2 separate regions of the Homo sapiens genome follow, and region 2 is linked to region 1. Evidence: chromatin loops called from intact Hi-C (ENCODE). Cell type or tissue: PC-3. All regions are shown on one strand. Links, peaks and the distances in the headings refer to the core of each region. The heading gives the core; the rest is flanking DNA.

Region 1 (2,928 bases), core at 91-2,590:
GTCACTCTACAAAACCGTTCTGAGGGAGAGTTATTATTTCTTTTGTATGGTTTTGCAATGGGCCAAGCGGTATTCTTGATGCTTTTCTCTTGCTTTTATGTTATGTGTGTATGAAATCTCAATATAGATGCTTATATAGTTCACTCTACAAAGCACAGCTGTGAGATTATTGCTTACTATTACATTAAAGACAGAAGCACAATTGAGCGGCCTGGATACAGTGAATAACTAATGAGAGCTATGATTGAAATGCCTTTTTCCCTCTTCCACATTTCCAAATGCAGTTGCAAAAACAAGGCCATTTGCATATGCTATATGAGTGGAGTGTGATCCTAAGAGTTTGTATACATCACACCAAATCTGGGCTTTGCTATTGTTATCTTTGTTAGTCAAATTATAAGTTTATCTACTCTTATTGTTATTGATACTCTATTCTTCTATATAAGGTCTCCATCTTTAACTACAGTACTATTTTAAAAAAATCCTAAAAGGTAGACATCATTTTAAATATACACATACATAAACACTTTACTATTGAGTCAGCTCCTCCATTTACAGAATGTAATTGAGTATCATGTTCATATTGTAAGAAAAAGTAACGAGAAAGGAAGGAAAATAGAAGGAAGGAAGGAAGGGAGGAAGGAAAGGATAGAGGCAAGAAAGAGAGAGAGGAAAAAAACTGAGGAAAAGAAAGAAGGAAAAGAAAGGGAGGACGGGAGGAAATGAAGAAAGAGAAAGGAGGAAAGATGGGAGGAAGGGAGGGATGAGAAAAGAGAGAGAAAGAATAAAGGAATAAAGGAAACAAGGAAGAGAAGGAGGAAGAAAGAAGGAAGATACAAAGGACAGAAGGAAGGAAAGAAGAAGGATGGAAGGGGAGGAAAAAGAAGGAAAGAAGCGAGGGAGGGCAGGAGGGAGGGAGGGAGAGAGGAAGGAAGGAAGGAAGGAAGGAAGGAAGGGAGGGAGGGAGGGAGGGAGGGAGGGAGGGAGGGAGGGAGGGAGGGAGGAAAGGAGGAAAGGAGGAAGGAAGGGGAGGGAGGGAGGGAGAAATATTTTAATGCTCTTTAACATGCTAATTTAAAACTAAAGCCAGCCCTCTGCTGCAACCTGCTGACAGACTGGGGAACTACAAATGAGAAAATATTTAGTATTGGCAATAACAAATTTATTATAAATACTTCGTTTCTGAATCCTGCCGTCTTTATAATTTTATTTAAAATAATCTAATTAGAATATGCCTGAGACAAAGCATCCATGTTGGTTTACAATAAAAAAATTGACTAAATAACTGCAATAAAATGTATAAACGTTAATGCACTTCATTACGTAGGATATAGACGAATATTCCAAGTAAGAAGGTTATAACCTGGCTCCTAGCCAATTCCTCCATCCCCGCTTAGTTAACGGCACTTCAAAGAAGCGCATTTCCACACAGATAAAACCACGATGGGGATGGAGCACAGATGAAAATCGCTCTCTAAGGGAAGGCTGTCCTCCGCTTCCGCTTGACGATCCATATTTGACTGGAAGCTCTGAGACTATACCTATATGTTTAAAATAGCTAAAAGTAATGTAAAAAGGACAAAATGCTTTTAAAAAATGTGTTTTGTTGAGCTGTACATAGAAGCATGGATGAGGCTCTGGGGCAGAGTTTTCTGTGTTCTGGCAACTCTCCCTGGTGAATCCTTTCAGTCAAAACTCAAGAACCTACACACTGACCAGACATTGGTGAAGAAACCGTGGAATGTTAAATGTATGTTTAATAATACACAAAGCTTTTTTAATTGAGGGAGAATGGGTTCTTTCAGAGAAATATATATAATGTTGGTACGGTTTGGATCTGTGTCCCCACAAAATCTCAGGTCAAATCATAATCCCCACTGTTGGAGGCGGGGCCTGGTGGGAGGTGACTGGATCCTGAGGGCGGAGTTCTCATGAATGATTTAGCACCATCCTCTCTTGGTACTGTAGAGTGAGTGAGTCCTCGCGAGATCTGGTTGTTTCAAAGTGTGTATCACCTCTCTCTCTCTCTGGGTCCTTTTCCTGCCGTGTAAGACACCTGCTCCACCATGAGTAAAAGCTCCCTGAGGCCTCCCCAGAAGCAGATGCGGCCGTGCTTCCTGTACAACCTGTGGAACATTGTGCCAGTTAAATCTCTTTTCTTATAAATTACCCAGTCTCAGGCATTTCTTTATAGTAGTGGCAGGACAGACTAATACAAATTATATTATGTAATATTTTATAATACAGTGTTATATGTATTCTTTTAAGAGACTTTATGTTTTTGCTAGTAGGCTGGAGGGTGAGACTTTAGATCTTCTGGAACAGGATAAAAATAAGCATTGAAGAAGAAAAGCAAATCTCAGTTGGAAGGAGCCCCACAAAGATGAGGTGTTAGGCTCCTAGAGAAGAAAGGCTTCCAGGTAGTCCTATCTAGGGCTGTGGGAGCACGTGTTTAACACTGAGTTAAGTTTATTCTCTGAGTTGCAAGGCCCATGTGATATCTTTAATTTTCAATTCAGCTTTAATTTCTACATGTATTTTAAGTCTTGGTTTCCAGAACTTAGAAAACAAATCACTTAGAATAAAAATTTAGAAGAAAATGTTTGACATAATAGTTTGAGCAGTCTCCAAAATTACCCTTTTATTCTCTTAAAATGTAAAGCATGCAAGAACCCTATAAATGAAAGAGGGAGTTGTGAGCTAGAAGTTAGGTGCAATATGGCTCCATGACAAGTGGGGAAAAAGGAAGAGAGTCATCTTTGAGGTATGATAAAACAAAGACTCCTTTAGTGACAAAGGAGGAGTTCTTGGAGAGTTTGGAGACTAAAAATTCAACTGAGACTTTAAAATCCCCCTCTTAAGGAGAATTATAATAATAGTAATACAAATAATAATAATATCATTCAATGACTAAGTAATATGGCCATT
Region 2 (2,928 bases), core at 306-2,805, 100 kb before region 1:
TTATTTGTTTTGCATCTATTTTAATTATATAAGCATAAGAATGAAACATATTAGGATATTGGATGCATATACCAAAATGGTCTAATGTTCCAGCATTTCAATAACATAATATGTTGATTTCGATTGTGAAGTACTATGTTTAAATCACATAAAGAAAACTCATAGATACTTATGAAATCCAGAAGTTGTTTTATAGACAGTTTGTATAAAATTAACATTGAATCATAAAATTGAACATGATTTTTGTAAAGAACAAAAATTCAGGAAAAATTATTTTAAATTCAGAAAAAAAAGGGAGAAAACCTTTGCACTTTTACATCAGTGCACCTTAGCAATTCACACGGAAGCTCCTTCATTTTTTCCACCCCACCTCATAATCTCTCATACAGAAGTAACTTTAAACAAATTATGTCTGTAGTCTCCATTGATATTATAGCATTGACTTTGGGAGGTATGAATTTAAATCCCAGCTCTGCCTTTATTTTGTGCTTTTGTTTTTTAGTCATGTTCTTTATCTTTTTGAATCTTATTTTCTGCCTAAACTTATTTTCTCTTTCCTTATCTTTATTACTTAAAATATTAATAAACTATCACTGGTAATTTATCATTGTAACTCTATCATTGGTAATAATCAACTCTGTCATTGGTAATTTCAAAGATACAAAATGTTCCACCATTTTGAAACAAAATAGAGAATTTTAAAATATACATCTACATGCATACATATGTAGCCTGAATTTTCCTCTACCTCACAAGCTTCTGGGTATAACATTTAATATGAAGAGTTAAAAGCAAATTTCTTGAAGTGTAGGCCTATTTACACCTCCTCATTCTCCATTTCTCAGGATTTCATGGCTGTCTCCAACAGCTCCATGAATTCTTCAAGACAGTCTTACCTGCACTCATGGATCAATGTGGCCTCTGCGATTCCAAGATCTGCCATACAGTTCATTTAGACCCTTCAGCTCTGTGTTTCTCCATTGCCATGGTTCTCTGCTACTCCAGAGTTTGACATTAATTCTAATGGATTCTAATGGTGCTGTCATAGCTTGGCTGTTTTCTGACTAAGCCATTCAAGTAATAAGTTGAATATGTCTGACCCTATATGAACATTGATCTGTGAGGGTCTCAATGCTGAGCCACTGGGTTTTCCCTACATATATTCATGTCATCATGAATAGGGTGATGAGATGAATTGAGATATCACTGGCTTCCCTATGACCACAACCACTAATTCCTTACAGCCATGAGAACTTATTGCTGAAGCTACTTGCCATGAAACAATTCCTTATTAATTTAAAGCAAGGCCTCAAGCCAGAAAATGGCAGGATTCTATGTGTGCTCTCCCACATCTACCACTACAACCACAAAGCTTTTTCAGACGTAGCTGGGGTGCCTCAACTCAGATTAAGGACATAGTTTTTTAGTTTTTATTTTGTATTGTTTTACCTTCAGTCTCGCATCCATCCATGTAAATTAACAGACACAAGCAGGAGTTTAGTAAGTGTCTCCACAAACTAGATCTATCTGAGTCTCAGCTCCATCCCCATTTAGATCTCTTCTACAGAAATAAGGGCTAAGAATTGATAGTCTATGTAAGATGCTGGGCATTATAGCTATAATATAGTGGGTATTCAGTACATCTGATTTTCCTTTCCTTGCTTGTAGGAGGCAAAGATCCTTCTCATAAAGCACCTTTTCTCATTTTTTAGTGTTCCTTCAGTGATCTTTATCACATTGCTATGCTAAAAATAGTTTATAGGTATTTACTGAGTGAACAAATAAAAGCTTAAGTAAGAATGACAAATAATGTTTAATAGAAAGACAAACAAAATTATTCCTGTGTGAAAATCTTACCACTTAACTGCCTTGTGTCCCATTTTCTAAGATGTATAATGAAATATCAAGATAAAATGATTCATTTCTGGATTCCTTATATTTCATAAAACATTGACTCAATTAGATGAATATAGGTAAAACTTCAAAGCTATAGTCTAAGCAAAGACTTTCAAAGCCTAATCAAAACTCAGAAAAAGATTAAAAGCACATTTTGCAAATAATGATTAACACTATAATTAAAAAGGTGAAATTGTCAATTACACTAAAATCTGTACACAGTACACTAACATTTTTTAAAGTGTTTTGACTATAAAATGAATTTAATTATTCTTGCTTCACCAAATGAAACATTACATTTGCTTTGAAATAGCTTATCTTTTTGTTTTAAATTATTCAGAAAGGTAAGATATATCTCTGGCATATTTTCATTATAAATGTCCAAATAACTTTGTCTTATAAGAAATGTCATCTTAAAATGAACAATTATAAAAGATGAAGGGATTTAATATTTCCATCTCAAAGATGGTTTAAATAGGCTATTTTTATCAAGACTTTGATATTATTATATCAACTTTCTTATGTGATGATCTCTTCATTTAGGCTAATCACACTCTCACAATAAGAGTAAATTTCATCAATCTCCTAAAGAGAAATGTAATAAATATTATAACAACAAGAAAATGTCTTCTTATTCACAGTAACGAGACTCATTCTGGCCTTTGGGTGACGTTGGGTCTTACTCCCTCATATTTGCCTGTGATAGTGTCTGAAATTGATCTGATTCATTCTCTGCCATTCCATGATCAAATTAATCTACATACTTTATAGATCTATTTGGATCACTAGGTTTAAAATTATAAAGAAGATTTATACAGAGAAACCAAATTATCCTGTTTAGAAAACACCTGTGTGTTTATTGATATTGCTTGGTGGTTTGAGGTGATTTACATCAGTATGAATATTGCCTGCTATTCAAATGCAGTCAAATATTTTAGAGGTATATTTCATATTGGTTTCTCCATTTCTATAAATCTTCAGGAAACTGCAGTGTTATTATGGTATTTTAGTTGTTTTAAATTTTTCACAAAA

What was found. Peaks named below come from ENCODE experiments on the same cell type or tissue, not always from the same donor. Only the 100,000 strongest peaks of a DNase experiment are listed, where the experiment ranks them.
Region 2: it touches region 1 in a loop (10-fold over the local background); 1 of 110 quality-filtered maps calls a loop at or near these places.

The regions. Positions count from the first base shown.
Region 1 is chr2:225,121,238-225,124,165 of GRCh38, reverse strand. No RefSeq gene overlaps it. Among named protein-coding and RNA genes, the nearest start is that of DOCK10, 80 kb to the right of the region's middle. In PC-3, for the core only: a CTCF peak has its summit at 1,146; no DNase peak of the experiment used is centred there; H3K27ac peaks cover 240 bases.
Region 2 is chr2:225,222,315-225,225,242 of GRCh38, reverse strand. No RefSeq gene overlaps it. Among named protein-coding and RNA genes, the nearest start is that of NYAP2, 180 kb to the left of the region's middle. In PC-3, for the core only: no CTCF peak of the experiment used is centred there; no DNase peak of the experiment used is centred there; H3K27ac peaks cover 1,856 bases.